2 separate regions of the Homo sapiens genome follow, and region 1 is linked to region 2. A link is a loop called in an ENCODE intact Hi-C map of the cell type or tissue named here. Cell type or tissue: endothelial cell of umbilical vein. All regions are shown on one strand. Each heading gives the region's core, and the rest is flanking DNA. Links, peaks and the distances in the headings are about the cores only.

What was found. Hi-C counts contacts between places; a loop is a spot of excess contacts. Peaks named below come from ENCODE experiments on the same cell type or tissue, not always from the same donor. Only the 100,000 strongest peaks of a DNase experiment are listed, where the experiment ranks them.
Region 1: a loop joins it to region 2, with 5 times the contacts of the local background. A loop is called at or near these places in 29 of 110 quality-filtered maps.

What each region holds. Positions count from the first base shown.
Region 1 is chr7:6,512,515-6,519,526 of GRCh38, forward strand. It overlaps GRID2IP (Grid2 interacting protein), which reads right to left. Exons shown (of 22, transcript NM_001145118.2): 8 at 1,861-2,015. It overlaps LOC101927325 (a long non-coding RNA gene), which reads left to right. Exons shown (of 5, transcript XR_007060200.1): 5 at 3,892-4,521. Among named protein-coding and RNA genes, the nearest start is that of KDELR2, 32 kb to the left of the region's middle. In endothelial cell of umbilical vein, for the core only: a CTCF peak has its summit at 3,984 (motif pointing right); a DNase peak (open chromatin) is centred at 4,017.
Region 2 is chr7:6,585,355-6,592,273 of GRCh38, forward strand. It overlaps ZDHHC4 (zDHHC palmitoyltransferase 4), which reads left to right. Exons shown (of 8, transcript NM_001134389.2): 8 at 3,263-4,020. The coding sequence ends at 3,556. It overlaps INTS15 (integrator complex subunit 15), which reads left to right and starts at 4,667. Exons shown (of 6, transcript NM_024067.4): 1 at 4,667-5,121; 2 at 6,292-6,513. The coding sequence starts at 4,930. It overlaps LOC124901582 (a long non-coding RNA gene), which reads right to left and starts at 4,550. Exons shown (of 2, transcript XR_007060201.1): 1 at 4,106-4,550; 2 at 3,569-3,871. RefSeq lists enhancers at 3,809-4,647, 4,272-4,421 and a silencer at 4,492-4,991. In endothelial cell of umbilical vein, for the core only: a CTCF peak has its summit at 4,592 (motif pointing right); DNase peaks (open chromatin) are centred at 4,667 and 5,087; H3K4me3 peaks cover 1,391 bases; H3K27ac peaks cover 574 bases.

The sequences.
Region 1 (7,012 bases), core at 1,170-6,169, 74 kb before region 2:
TTTTTTTTTTCTTTGAGATGGAGTCTCACCGTGTTGCCCAGGTTGGAGTGTAGTGGTGCGATCTCAGCTCACTGCAACCTCCGTCTCCCAGGTTCAAGCAATTCTCCTGCCTCAGCCTCCCGAGTAGTTGGAATTACAACTGCGTACCACCACACCTGGCTTATTTTTGTATTTTTAGTACAGATGAGGTTTCCCCATGTTGGCCAGGCTTGTCTCGAACTCCTGACCTCACGTGATTGGCCTGCCTCAGCTCCACAAAGTGCTGGGATTACAGACGTGAGTCACCGCGCACGGCCACCCCTGGCTGATTTTTAAATATTTTGAATATATGGGGGTCTTGTTGTGTTGCCCAAGCTGGACTTGGAACTCCTGACCTCAAGTGATCCACCCACCTCAGCCTACCAAAGTGCTGGGATTACAAGAGTGAACCACTGCACCTGCAGCGGCTTTCATAGCAGGTGCAGGATGCCTAGAACAGGGTAGAACACAGGCTTCGGCACACCTTCCATCCACATGACCTGCATGCTGAGTGCAGGGGTTTGTGGGCATTCGGAGGGCACGCTGAACAGACAGGTGGCAGCCACACATGGCACTGCAGGCCTGTGTGTGTGCAAGAAAGAGTACACTGGGAGCCCACCAGCCAGGTGGGATGTGGTCGTGTGCTCATGATCCTGGTGGTGGTGTTGGCATGTCTGGCAACCACGTGAGTTTCTTTCTTTTTTCTTTTTTTCTTTCCTTTTTTTTTTTCTGGAGGCAGTAGCTTGATCATAGCTCACTGCAGCCTTGATCTCCTGCACTCAAGCCATCTTCCCACCTCAGCCTCCTAAGTAGCCGGGACTACAGGTGTGCATCACACCTGGCTAAATTAAAACTTTTTTTTTTTTTGGTAGAGACAGGCTCTTGCTATGTTGCCCAGGCTAATCTTGAGCTCCTGAGCTCAAGTGATGCTTCCACCTCAGTCTCCTAAAATGCTGGGATTATAGGTGTGAGCCACCACGTCCAGCCTTACACGAGTTCCTTCTCACAAGTTCCACTTCTCAGAGTACAGAGCGCAGCCACTGAGACCACTTCCATTTTGTGGGTGCAAAAACTGAGACTGCAGGTGGTTAGGTGCAGTGTCTAAAGTCTCAGGTTATGTTGTATATGCTGCATAAAGGTCACGCTGGGAAGGCGCGTCCGTGGGGCCACGTGTGGGCCTAGCCCTGGTGTATTGGGTGTGTACGTGCATGGCTGTGGACACTTCTATGTGGGAGGGGCCCAAATCGGCTGTAAGACCTCATAGGTGAGGCCAGATGCAGTGGCTCACACCTGTAATCCCTGTGCTTTGGGAGGCCGGAGTGGGAGGATCACTTGAGCCCAGGAGGTTGAGGCTGCGGTGAGCCATGATGGCACCACGACACTCCAGCCTGGGCGACAGAGCAAGACTCCGTCTCAAAAAAAAAAAAAAAAAAAAAAAAGGCTGGGCGTGGTGGCTCACACCTGTAATCCCAGTGCTTTGGGAGGCCGAGGTGGGTGGATCATGAGGTCAGGAGATAGAGACCATCATGGTTAACATGGTGAAACCTCTTCTCTACTAAAAACACAAAAGAATAGCTGGGCGTAGTGACATGCGCCTTTAGTCCCAGCTACTCGGGAGGCTGACGCAGGAGAATCGCTTGAACTTGGGAGGCGGAGGTTGCAGTGAGCCAAGATCGTGCCATTGCACTCCAGCCTGGGGCACAAGAGTGAGACTCCATTTCAAAACAAACAAACAAGCAAACAAACACCTTCACATGTGAGAACAGGTGTCTGTCTGTTCACCTGGTGAGCTGGACAGTCAGCAGCTGCAGGCAGGGAAGTGGCAGGGGAGAGGACGCTTACCTGTCATGGCCGTGTAGCCCAGGAAGCATGCGATTTTCTCCTGACAGAGCTCCTGCTCCTCATAGGTCAGCAGCTGGTAGATGAACTGCCACAGGACCTGCTTGGCAGGGGTGTCCAGCACAGGGTAGACGTCAACGATGAGGGTGTCGATGTTCCTGGGGGAAGGTGCAGGAATGTGAGGCTCAATACTCACGGGCTTACCATGATGCACAGAGTGGGGGTAGACAAGACGGCACTTCCAAGCCACAGCGTCTGCCCTCATGCCCTATCCCTACCCTTCAAAGACAGAAGTGGGGGCCGGGCACAGTGGCTCACGCCTGTAATCCCAGCACTTTGAGAGGCCGAGGCAGGTGGATCATTTGAGGTCAGGAGTTCGAGACCAGCCCAGCCAACATGGTGAAAGGCCGTCTCTACTGAAAGTATAAAAATTAGTCAGGTGTGGTGGTGCACACCTGTAATCCCAGCTACTCGGGAGGCTGAGGCAGGAGAATTGCTTGAGCCTGGGAAGTGGAGGTTGCAGTGAGCTGAGATCGTGTCACTGCACTCCAGCCTGGGAGACAGAGTGAGACTCCAACTCAAAAAAAAAAAAAAAGAAAAGAAAAAGAGAGAGAGAGAGAAGTGGGCAGGAAGGCAGGCTCCAGGGATAGGGTAGCCAGACTCCAATCTCAGCTCTGCCACTTACCAGCTAAGTGACCTTTCTCAAGTGACTTACCCTCTCTGTGCCTCAGTTTCCTCATTTGTAAAATGGGGATAAAAATAGCATCTACCTCATAGAGCTGTTGTGAAGATTAAAACACACAGAGCAGGCCTGGCGTGGCGGCTCACGCCTGTAATCCCAGCACTGTGGGAGGCCGAGGCGGTTGGATCACCTCAGATCGGGAGTTCAAGACCAGTCTGGCCAACATAGTGAAACCCCCTCTCTACTAAAAATACAAAAATTAGCTGGGCGTGGTGGCATGTACCCTCAGTCCCAGCTACTCAGGAGGCTGAAGTAGGAGAATCGCTTAGACTGGGAGGCGGAGGTTGTAGTGAGCTGAGATTGCGCCACTGCACTCCAGCCTGGGTGACAGAGCAAGACTCTGTCTCAAAAAAACCCAAAAAACCAAAAAACATATAGAGCAGGCCAGGCATGGTGGCTCATGCCTATAATCCCAGCACTTTGGGAGGCTGAGGCAGGCGAATCATCTGAGGTCGGGAGCTCAAGATCAGCTTAGCCAACATGGTAAACCCTGTTTCTACAAAAAAATACAAAAATGTGGTAGGCATGTTGGTGTGCACCTGTAATCCCAGCTACTCAGGAGGCTGAGGCAGGAGAATCGCCTCGCCTGAGCTCGGGGAGGCGGAGGTTGCACCGAGCCAAGATTGCGCCACTACACTCCATCCTGGGCCACAGAGCGAGACTCTGTCTCAAAAAAATAAATAAATAAACAAAAATAAAAATAGGCTGGGGGTGGTGGCTCACGCCTGTAATCCTAGCACTTTGGGAGGCTGAGGTGGGTGGATCACGAGCTCAGGAGTTCGAGACCAGTCTGGCCAACGTGGTGAAACCCCCTCTCTACTAAAAATACAAAAATCAGCCAGGCGTGGTGGTGTGTGCCTGTAATCCCAGCTACTCGGGAGGCTGAGGCAGCAGAATCGCTTGAACCCGGGAGGTGGAGGTTGCAGTGAGCTGAGATCGCGCCATTGCACTCCAGCCTGGGTGACAGAGCAAGACCCCGTCTCAAAATAATAATAATAAAAAATAAATAAATAAATAAATAAAAATAAAGTAGGAGAATATCTTTTGACCTAGAAGCAGGGAAGAGCTTAAAATTTCAAAAGCCAAAACTGTGGGCGGCAAGCCACCCAGATGCCAAGGCAAGAGACCGAGGGCACAAGCTGTTCCAATATAATAAAGAAAATACATAGAATAAGAATAGTTATACTAGAAATAGATTATAGATATGTATATGAATATTATTAATAATTAGTTTGTAGCATTACTGTTTATTCCAATATTATAATAATCTTTGTCCTACAATTATAACCTAGGAGAAACCAGGCCATACAGAGATAGGAGCTGAAGGGACACGGTGAGAAGTGACCAAAAGACAAGAGTGTGAGCCCTCCGTTATGCCTGGACAGGGCCACTAGAGGGCTCCCTGGTCTACTGGTAACGCCAGTGCCTGGGAAGGCACCCGTTGCTTAGCAGACCGGGAAAGGGAGTCTCCCTTTCCTGGTGGAGTTAAAGAAGACTCTGCTCCACCACTGCTTGCCCGCCCGCAGCCACCCAGAGGCCTAACGCTGTCCCTGTGATGCTGTGCTTCAGTGGTCACGCTCCTGGTCCGCATTCATGTTCTGCCCTGTGCACTCGGCTCCACCTTCTAGATAGCAGCAGCAGAATTAGTGAAAGTACTAAAGTCTTTAAAATGCATAGAAGAAATAATTACGTAAGCTGTCCCCTCTTTCTCTCCGCCTCAGCTACCAAATAGGGAAGGGCCCCCTGTCTGGCGGACACGTGACTCACATGACCTTACCTATCATTGGAGATGACTCTCACTCCATACCCTGCCCCTTTGCCTTGTACACAATAAATAACAGCACGGCCAGGCATTCGGGGCCACTACTGGTCTCCGCGTCTTGGTGGTAGTGGTCCCCCGGGCCCAGCTGTCTTTTCTTCTATCTCTTTGTCTTGTGTCTTTCTTTCTTTTTTTTTTTTTTGAGACAGTCTGGCTCTGTCACCCAGGCTGGAGTGCAGTGGCACAATCTCGTCTCACTGCAAGCTCCGCCTCCCAGGTTCACACCATTCTCCTGCCTCAGCCTCCCGAGTAGCTGGGACTACAGGCGCCTGCCACCACGCCCGGCTATTTTTTTTTTGTATTTTTAGTAGAGACGGGGTTTCACCATGTTAGCCAGGATGGTCTCGATCTCCTGACCTCGTGATCTGCCCATCTCAGCCTCCCAAGGTGCTGGGATTACAGGCATGAGCCACCGCGCCCAGCCGTCTTGTGTCTTTATTTCTACGATCTCTCATCTCCGCACACGAAGAGAAAAACCCACAGGCCCTGTAGGGCTGGACCCTACACAAAACTATAAGACCAAAAATGTGGTGAGTTTGATTATGCAAAATCAAGGTTATCTATTCAAGGAAGCCCAACTTAGACACATTCATATTAGACACAACAGACCTAATAACAGAAGTAACAAATGGGAGAGAAATTTACAATGTTCAAAATCAAGGAGAAATCAGCATCTAAAATATACAAAGGTGTCCAGCCGTCGTGGCTCACAAGTCATCCCAGCACTTTGGCAGGCTGAGGCAGGGGGATCACCTGAGTCAGGAGTTCGAGACCAGCCTGGCCAACATGGTGAAACCCCATCTCTACTAAAAGTACAAAAATTAGCCAGGCATGGTGGTGGGCGCCTGTAATCCCAGCTACTCAGGAGGCTGAGGCAGGAGACACACTTGAACCGGGAAGGCAGAGGTTGAAGTGAGCCAAGATCATGCCACTGAACTCCAGCCTGGGCGACAGAGCAAAACTCTGCTTCAAAATAAATAAATAAATAAATAAATAAATAAAATAAAATATACAAGGGGCTGGGAGCAGTGGCTCACACCTGTAATCCCAGCACTTTGGAAGGCTAAAATGGGCAAATCTTTTGAGCCCAGGAGTTCAAGACCAGCAACATGGCAAAACCCTGTCTCTACTAAAAAAAAAAAAAAAATTAGCTGGGCATGGTAGGCGAGTGCCTGTAGTCCCAACTACCTGGGGGGCAGAGGCACAAGGATCACTTCAGCCTGGGAGTTCGAGGCTGCAGTGAGCTGTGTTTGCACCACTGCACTCCAGCTTGGGTGACAGAGTGAGACCCTGTCTCAGAAAATAAATAAAATAAAATATACAAGAAACTTCATGCCAGTCAACAAGGACAAAAAGTCCAAGAAAACAAAAATGGACAAAGGGTATGAACAGTAATTTATAGAGAAAAATCCCAGAAAAAGTTCACAAGCATATTAAAAGATGCTTAAAATAATTAGTAATAGAAGAAAATCAAATAAAAATAACAGGATGTCACTTTTATGGCTAAGAAAGTAGCAAAAATAGGCCGGGTGTCGTGGCTCACACCTGTAATCCCAGCACTTTGGGAGGCTGAAGTGGGCAGATCACGAGGTCAAGAGATCAAGACCATCCTGGCCAACATGGTGAAACCCTGTTTCTACTAAAAATACAAAAATTAGCTGGGCGTGGTGGAGAGTGCCTGTAGTCCCAGCTACTCGGGAGGCTGAGGCAGGAGAATCGCTTGAACCCAGGAGGGGGAGGTTGCAGTGAGCCGAGAGCACGCCACTGTACTCCAGCCTGATGACAGAGTAAGACTCCATCTCAAACAAAAAATAAAAATTAAAAAAAAGAAACTAGCAAAAATAAAAAGTTGGGCATCACTGTGATCTAAAGGAATTTGGCTTTAGTTATAATCAATGTATGAAATATACATTGGACAGAGCTAAACACATAGTAATTGGTGAATAAGTTAGACACAAAACATGATATCAAGCACAGTTTTTTTTTGTTTTTTTGTTTTTTTTTGAGACGAAGTCTCATTTTGTCACCCAGGCTGGAGAGCAGTGGTGTGATCTTGGCTCACTGCAATCTCTGCCTCCTGGGTTCAAGTGATTCTCCTGCCTCAGCCTCCCAAGTAGCTGGAACTACAGGTGCGCACCACCATGCCCAGCTAATTTTTTCTTTTTGTAGAGATGGCTTCTTGCTCTGTTGCCCAGACTGGTTTTGAACTCCTGGGCTCAAGCGATCCTCCTGCCTCAGCCTCCCAAAGTGCTGGGATTATAGGTGTCTGGCCTGGGTTTCTTTTTGATGTGATGAAGTTTTAAAATGGACCGTGGTGATGTTTGCACGTATTTGTGAATATACTAAAAACCACTGAATTGTATAATTAAATGGCAAATTGTATAGTATGTGAATTACATCTTAAGACTCTTTAGAGCCAAGTACAGTGGCTCATGCCTGTAACCGCAGCACTTTGGGACGATCACTTGAGCCCAAGAGTTCGAGACCAGCCTGGGTAACATAGTGAGACCTCCCCATCTTTTTTAAAAAACAAAACCAAACCAGGCCAGGTGCGGTGACTCATGCCTGTAATCCCAGCACTTTGGGAGGCTGAA
Region 2 (6,919 bases), core at 1,920-6,919:
GGCTCACGCCTATAATCCCAGCACTTTTGGAGGCCGAGGTGGGAGGATCGCATGAGGCTAGGAGTTCAGGACCAGCCTGGGCAACACCCAAATGTCCATCAACTGATGATTGAATAACTGGTCTCCTGTAGAGACCTTGTCTCTACAAAAAATACAAAAATGAGCCAGGGCCGGGTGCAGTGGCTCATGCCTGTAATCCTAGCACTTTGAGAAGCTAAGACAAGCAGATTGCCTGAGCTCAGGAGCTTGAGACCAGCCTGGGCAACATGGTGAAACCCCATCTCTACTAAAATACAAAAAAATTAGCTGGGTGTGGTGGCACATGCCCATTGTTCTAGCTACTTGGGAGGCTGAGGCACAAAAATTGCTTGAACCCGGGAGGGAGAGGTTGCAGTGAGCTGAGATTGCACCACTGCACTCCAGCCTGGGTGACAGAGCAAGACCCTGTCTCAGAAACTAACAAACAAACGTGAAGTTTTTCCTTTTTCTAAACTGATATAAAATTCACATATTGGGCCAGGCATGGTGGCTCACAGCTGTAATCCCAGCACTTTGGGAGGCCAAGGTGGGTGGATCACCTGAGGTCAGGAGTTCAAGACCAGCCTGGCCAATGTGGTAAAACCTCGTCTCTACTAAAAATACAAAAAAGTTAGCCAGGCATGGTGGCCAGCATCTGTAGTCCCAGCTACTCGGGAGGCCGAGGCAGGAGAATCACTTGAACCTGGGAGGCGGAGGTTGCAGTGAGCCAAGATCGTGCCATTGCACTCCAGCCTGGGCAACAAGAGCGAAAGAGAGAAACTCCATCTCAAAAAAAAAAAAAATTCACATATCATAAAATTCACCCTTTAAAGTATCCCACAGTGGTATAAGTATATTCACAGACTTGTTCAGCCCTCACTACTATCTAATTTCAGAACATTTCATCATCCCCAAAAGGAAACACTCCCCATTCCCTCCTCCCCCAGACCCAGGTAATCACTAATCTACTTTCTGTCTTTCGGGATAGGCCTTTTCTGGACACTTCATATAAATGGAATCATGCAATATATGGTCTTTTCCACTGGCTTCTTTCTTGTGGCACAAGGTTTTCAGGGTTAATTCATGTAGCACGAATCTACTTCATTCCTTTTGTTTATTTGGGATGGAGTCTCGCTCTTGTTGCCCAGGCTGGAGTGCAATGGTGTGATCTTGGCTCACTGCAACCTCTGCCTCTCAGGTTCAAGCAATTCTCCTGCCTCAGTCTCCCGTGTAGCTGGGATTACAGGCATGAGCCACCACGCCTGGCTAATTTTTGTAATTTTAGCAGAGAAGGGGTTTTACCATGTTGGCCAGGCTGGTCTTGAACTCCTGACCTCAAGTGATCCACCCGCCTCGGCCTCCCAAAGTGCTGGGATTACAGGCATGAAACCCCGTGCCCGGCCTTACTTCATTCTTTTTTATGGCTGAATAGTATTCCGCTGTATGGATAGACTGAATTTTAATTATTTGTTCATCAGTTGATGGACATTTTGGTGTTTTCACTTTTGGCTATTTTTGAGTAATACTGCTGTGAACATTCATGTACAAGTTTTTTGTGTGGACATAGGTTTTTATGTTTATAAAACATGTTTTATGTTTATGTTTTTATGTTTTATGTTTATATTTCTCTTGGGTACATTCCACCTAGAAGTGGCACTGCTGGGTCATATGGTAACTTTTTTTTTTTTTTGAGACAGAGTCTCACTCTGTCACCTAGGCTGGAGTGCAGTGGTACCATCACAGCTCACTATGACCTGGACCTCCTGGGCTCAAATGCTCCCACCTTGGCCTCCCAAAGTGCTGGGATTACAGGTGTGAGCCACCATGACTGGCCCAGAATCACTTTTGATTTGAGGTCTTTATATAATAATGACGGTTAATCTTTTGTTATACTGTTTTTTTGTTTGTGGATCTTTTGGATCTTGGGAATGGGGTTTTGGGTTTTTTGGGGTTTTTTGGTATAGAAAAGTTCAGACATTCTTTCTCATCAAATTTCTTTTCTTTGTAACTTCAACAAGAAAGTCTCCTCCATCAGGAGTTTTGTTAAATGTTCTCTTTTCTTGTGACTTTCAAAAATATTAAACTTTCTAAATTCTTCATTTTGCTTATTACAAAAATAACTTACAAAACTTTAAGCAGCGCAGTTCCTATGGTCATATACCATTTACGGAGTCAGTTTTGTTTTTACCCAAACAAGATGACAGTGTAATCCTTACATCTTGCCTTTCTCATTAGTCAATATATTAAGTCTTTTCACAATCAGTACATAGAAATTGACATCATTTTTCATGGCTCCTCGTTTTCCCATTGTGTGACCATCCCAGAGTTTACCCTTCCTGACGGATGGACATTTAACTTGTTTCTTGGCCAGGCACAGTGGCTCACGCCTGTAATCCCAACAATTTGGGAGGTCAAGGCAGGAGGATCACTCAAGGCCAGGAGTTTGAAAGCAGCCTGGGCAACATAGCAAGACCCTGTTTCTATTGATTTATTTATTTATTTATTTATTTTTAGATGGAGTCTTGCTCTGTCGCCTAGGCTGGAGTGCAGTTGCACAATCTCAGCTCACTGTAACCTTCACCGCCCGGGTTGAAGCAATTCTTCTGCCTCAGCCTCTTGAGTAGCTGGGATTACAGGCTTGTGCCACCACACCCGGCTAACTTTTGTATTTTTAGTAGAGAAGGGTTTCACCATGTTGGCCAGGCTGGTGTCAAACTCCTGACCTCAAGTGATCTGCCCGCCTCGGCCTCCCAAAATGCTGGGATTATAGGCGTGAGCCATTGCGCCCGGCCCCTGTTTCTATTTATTAAGAAAAGGAAAAAAACTTCGGAAGAGGGGCTGATAAAATCAATGATACAACGAATATCCTTGTACATCTATTTTTGGGGTTGTATTGTTTTAAGAAAGACATTGATCTCTTTTGTCCATCTGGATTTTATATTGATGAATGAAGTCTGCATTTATTTTATAAATAGCTAACTGGAATAGCACATTTCCTAAGTAAACTTTCCCTTTTCCTTCAGTGTGAACACTTCATTCATCCCACAGGAAACTCTTGTATGTACTGGGATTATTCTGGGCTGCTTCTCAGTGCTGTTTATGTTCAGTTTGTCACATCTGGACACAAGTAGGTGGGCTGAGGAAGCAGCGCTGGTGGCTGTGGCAGGCCCAGGGTTGGCCAGTGTTCACTCTCATGGATGTCACAGTCCAGCTGCCTAAAGCACTACCTTTTCTCTGCTCCTAGTACCTGTTCCTGACTTTTCCACGGATTGTCTTCATGCTGGGCTTTGTCGTGGTTCTGAGCTTCCTCCTGGGTGGCTACCTGTTGTTTGTCCTGTATCTGGCGGCCACCAACCAGACTACTAACGAGTGGTACAGAGGTGACTGGGCCTGGTGCCAGCGTTGTCCCCTTGTGGCCTGGCCTCCGTCAGCAGAGCCCCAAGTCCACCGGAACATTCACTCCCATGGGCTTCGGAGCAACCTTCAAGAGATCTTTCTACCTGCCTTTCCATGTCATGAGAGGAAGAAACAAGAATGACAAGTGTATGACTGCCTTTGAGCTGTAGTTCCCGTTTATTTACACATGTGGATCCTCGTTTTCCAAGCATGGCTTGTTTGTTTTGATTTCTGCTGTGCTTATAAATCACTTTCGGTGGGCAAGGGAGAGAGGGGAAAATGGGTGTTGACTGAGGAATCCCCCTTGCTTGTCTTCTTTTGAAACCGGGCATCTCTGAAGTCCTGGTGTCAAGGGGATCAAGAGATGACTTCTCAGAGGTTCTAGGTGATGCTGAGACCTTGGTGTCTCTAAACTCTGGGCATGTGGACAGGAGGGGCTTGCGGCCGTGTCTCTGACCTGTGTGATGTGCAGGAGGGTCTCATTGACTCAGCGCCTGCGCGTTGTGCCTGGCTGTGCTCTCTTTTATGCCCCCTCTATTCTCCTCTCTCCCCCAGGGGATTTTCATCTCAACAACAGAGTGTCCTCACCCAGGCCTGCCTTCCGGCCAGTATGGGCTTGTACATCAGGCACCTTCCTGCATGTGTGGCCTCCGGCCTGCCCTCCTCTAGCCACATTCAAGTCCTTTCTCACCAGTTTAAAAATTGTGAAAGTGAACTGCCACCTATTTCAGAGGAGACATGACTGCCAGAAACGAGGTCTTGGTGCGGAAGGTCTTTGGAGTGGGAGGGCTCTCAGGTGCAGGTGGCAGGTGTTCTGCACCTTGCTAGGCCAAGGAGCCCGCAGTCAGAGAGGCTGGGAAGTGGGAGTCAGGGGCAGGGGGCCTTCCAGCCATCTTCCCCCGTACCCCCCAGCTGAGAACAGATGGAAACGTGAAGACGGGTAGCTGGGGCGGCCAGGGAACCCAAGTCCGCTGGCCGAAGCCAAAGCCCGGCACCACCCCCAATTCTTGCTGGTGGAAAGCACCGTGAAATCAACCAGCGGCAGCTCTGAACGCGACGCACAGCCCGCGAGGGAGCCTGGGCAAGGACGGAGCGGGCCTGCACCGGCGGTTGGGCGGGCTCCGGGGGCGGGGTCCACCTGGGACCGCGGCGCGCCCCTCACCGCTCGCGCCGCCAGGGGGCGCCCTCCGGAGAGCGCGCCTAGGCCGCGGCCTGCGCTTGGCCCCTGCGGGCCGCCGTCTCCGTGCCCGGCATTCGGCCGCTGTTCGGCTGCGCGGCGGCAGCTCCCGGCGGCTCCTGGCGGCGCCGCAGTCGGACCTTCGGGCGCCTGCTGGCCGGCGGCAGCAGCGATGGCCCCCTGAGCAGGCAGGGAGCAGGCGGCGGCAGGCGGGCAAGCGGGCGGGTGCCGCAGCCCAGGCCCGGGTCGCGCCTCTTTGTTTCCACGGGTAGCGGCGCAGTCCCGGGCCCCGGGCGGAAGTGAGACGCGCTCGGCGCGGGGGCCGCGGCGGCCGCACCATGAGCGACATCCGCCACTCGCTGCTGCGCCGCGATGCGCTGAGCGCCGCCAAGGAGGTGTTGTACCACCTGGACATCTACTTCAGCAGCCAGCTGCAGAGCGCGCCGCTGCCCATCGTGGACAAGGGCCCCGTGGAGCTGCTGGAGGAGTTCGTGTTCCAGGTGCCCAAGGAGCGCAGCGCGCAGCCCAAGGTGCGGCCTGAGACGGTCGGGTTCCCGGGCCCCGCAGGCGGGCGGGCGGGCCTTTTCCCCAGCGATGCAGGGCTGTGTCAAGCCGCGGGCGCCCCATGTCCAGGATCCCCGCGCTCGCGCTCGGCCTCGCTCCTGCAGCAGCCCCCAAACCCTTCTCCGGGTCCTGCAGTGTTGCTCAGCTGCCTGTCCAGTCTGCGGGGCGTGTGACAGCCGAGTCTTGGTGTTAAAGGGACAAACTGGCGACTGCCCGCTCCCTAGAGGTCTGTTGGGCTGTTACCGAAAGGCTCATCCTGAACCCTCCAGGAGGATGTATAATGATCTGTATGGCTTTCTTCTTACATCTTTTTCTTTTTTTTTTCTTTCTCTGCCTTTTTTTTTTTCGAGACAAGGTTTCACTACGTTGCCCAGGCAGGAGTGCAGTGGTGCAATCACAGCTCACTACAACCTTGAACTCCTGGGCTCAAGTAATCCTCCCGCCTCATCCTTCTGAGTAGCTGGGACTCCAGGCGTGCACCACCATGCCCAGCTAATTTTTGAATGTTTTGTAGAGATGGGGCCTCCCTGTGTTACCCAGGCTGGTCTCAAACTCCTGGGCTCAAGATTCTCTCTCCTTGGCCTCCAAAGTGTTGGAATTACAGGCGTGAGCCACAACGCCTGGCCTATATGACTTTTTTCTAAGATCAACAGCAAAGATCTCCCTGAGACCTGAGCTTTACGAAGGGCGAAAAGTTCTACGGGAACTTTACGAAGGGCGAAAAGTTCTACGGGAAAATACTGTTATTTCCTGTTTTTCTTTTTTTTTTTTTTTTTGAGACGGAGTCTCACTCTGTCACCAGGCTGGAGTGCAGTGGTGCGATCTCGGCTCACTGCAACCTCCGCCTCCCAGGTTCAAGCGAGATTCCTGCCTAAGCCTCCCGAGTAGCTGGGATTACAGGTGCGCGCCACCATGCCGGCTAATTGTTGTATTTTTAGTAGAGATGGGGTTTCACCATGTTGGCCAGGCTGGTCTCGAACTCTTGACCTCGTGATTCGCCCACCTTGGCCTCCCAAAGTGCTGGGATTACAGGCATGAGCCACCGCGCCCAGTCTATTTCCTGTTTTCTTAATGTATGAGTTAATAAGTACGTTACAGCCACATTTCTTAACGCTTTTCCGGGATTTCTTTTGCAGAGACTGAATTCCCTTCAGGAGCTTCAACTTCTTGAAATCATGTGCAATTATTTCCAGGAGCAAACCAAGGACTCTGTTCGGCAGATTATTTTTTCATCCCTTTTCAGCCCTCAAGGGAACAAAGCCGATGACAGCCGGATGAGCTTGTTGGGAAAACTGGTCTCCATGGCGGTGGCTGTGTGTCGAATCCCGGTGTTGGAGTGTGCTGCCTCCTGGCTTCAGGTACTGCTCAAGAGAGACCCTCGGCCGGGTGCGGTGGCTCATGCCTGTAATCCCAGCACTTTGGGAAGCTGAGGTGGGCGGATCACTTGAGGTCAGGGGTTCAAGACCAGCCTGACCAACATGGCGAAATCATGTCTCTACTAAAAATACAAAATTAGCCGGGCATGGTGTTGCATACCTGTAACCCCAGCTACTCAGGAGGCTGAGGCAGGAGAATCACATGAACCCGGGAGGCAGAGGTTGCAGTGAGCTGAGATGGTGCCATTGCACTCCAGCCTGGGTGACAGAGCAAGACTCCGTCTCAAAAAAAAAAGAGTCTCCCCTGAGAGTCTCTGAAGATGATTTTGCTGTTCGGAATTCTCATTTAATTAGATTTCTGGAGTGTTTTTTGTTTGTTTGTTTAAAT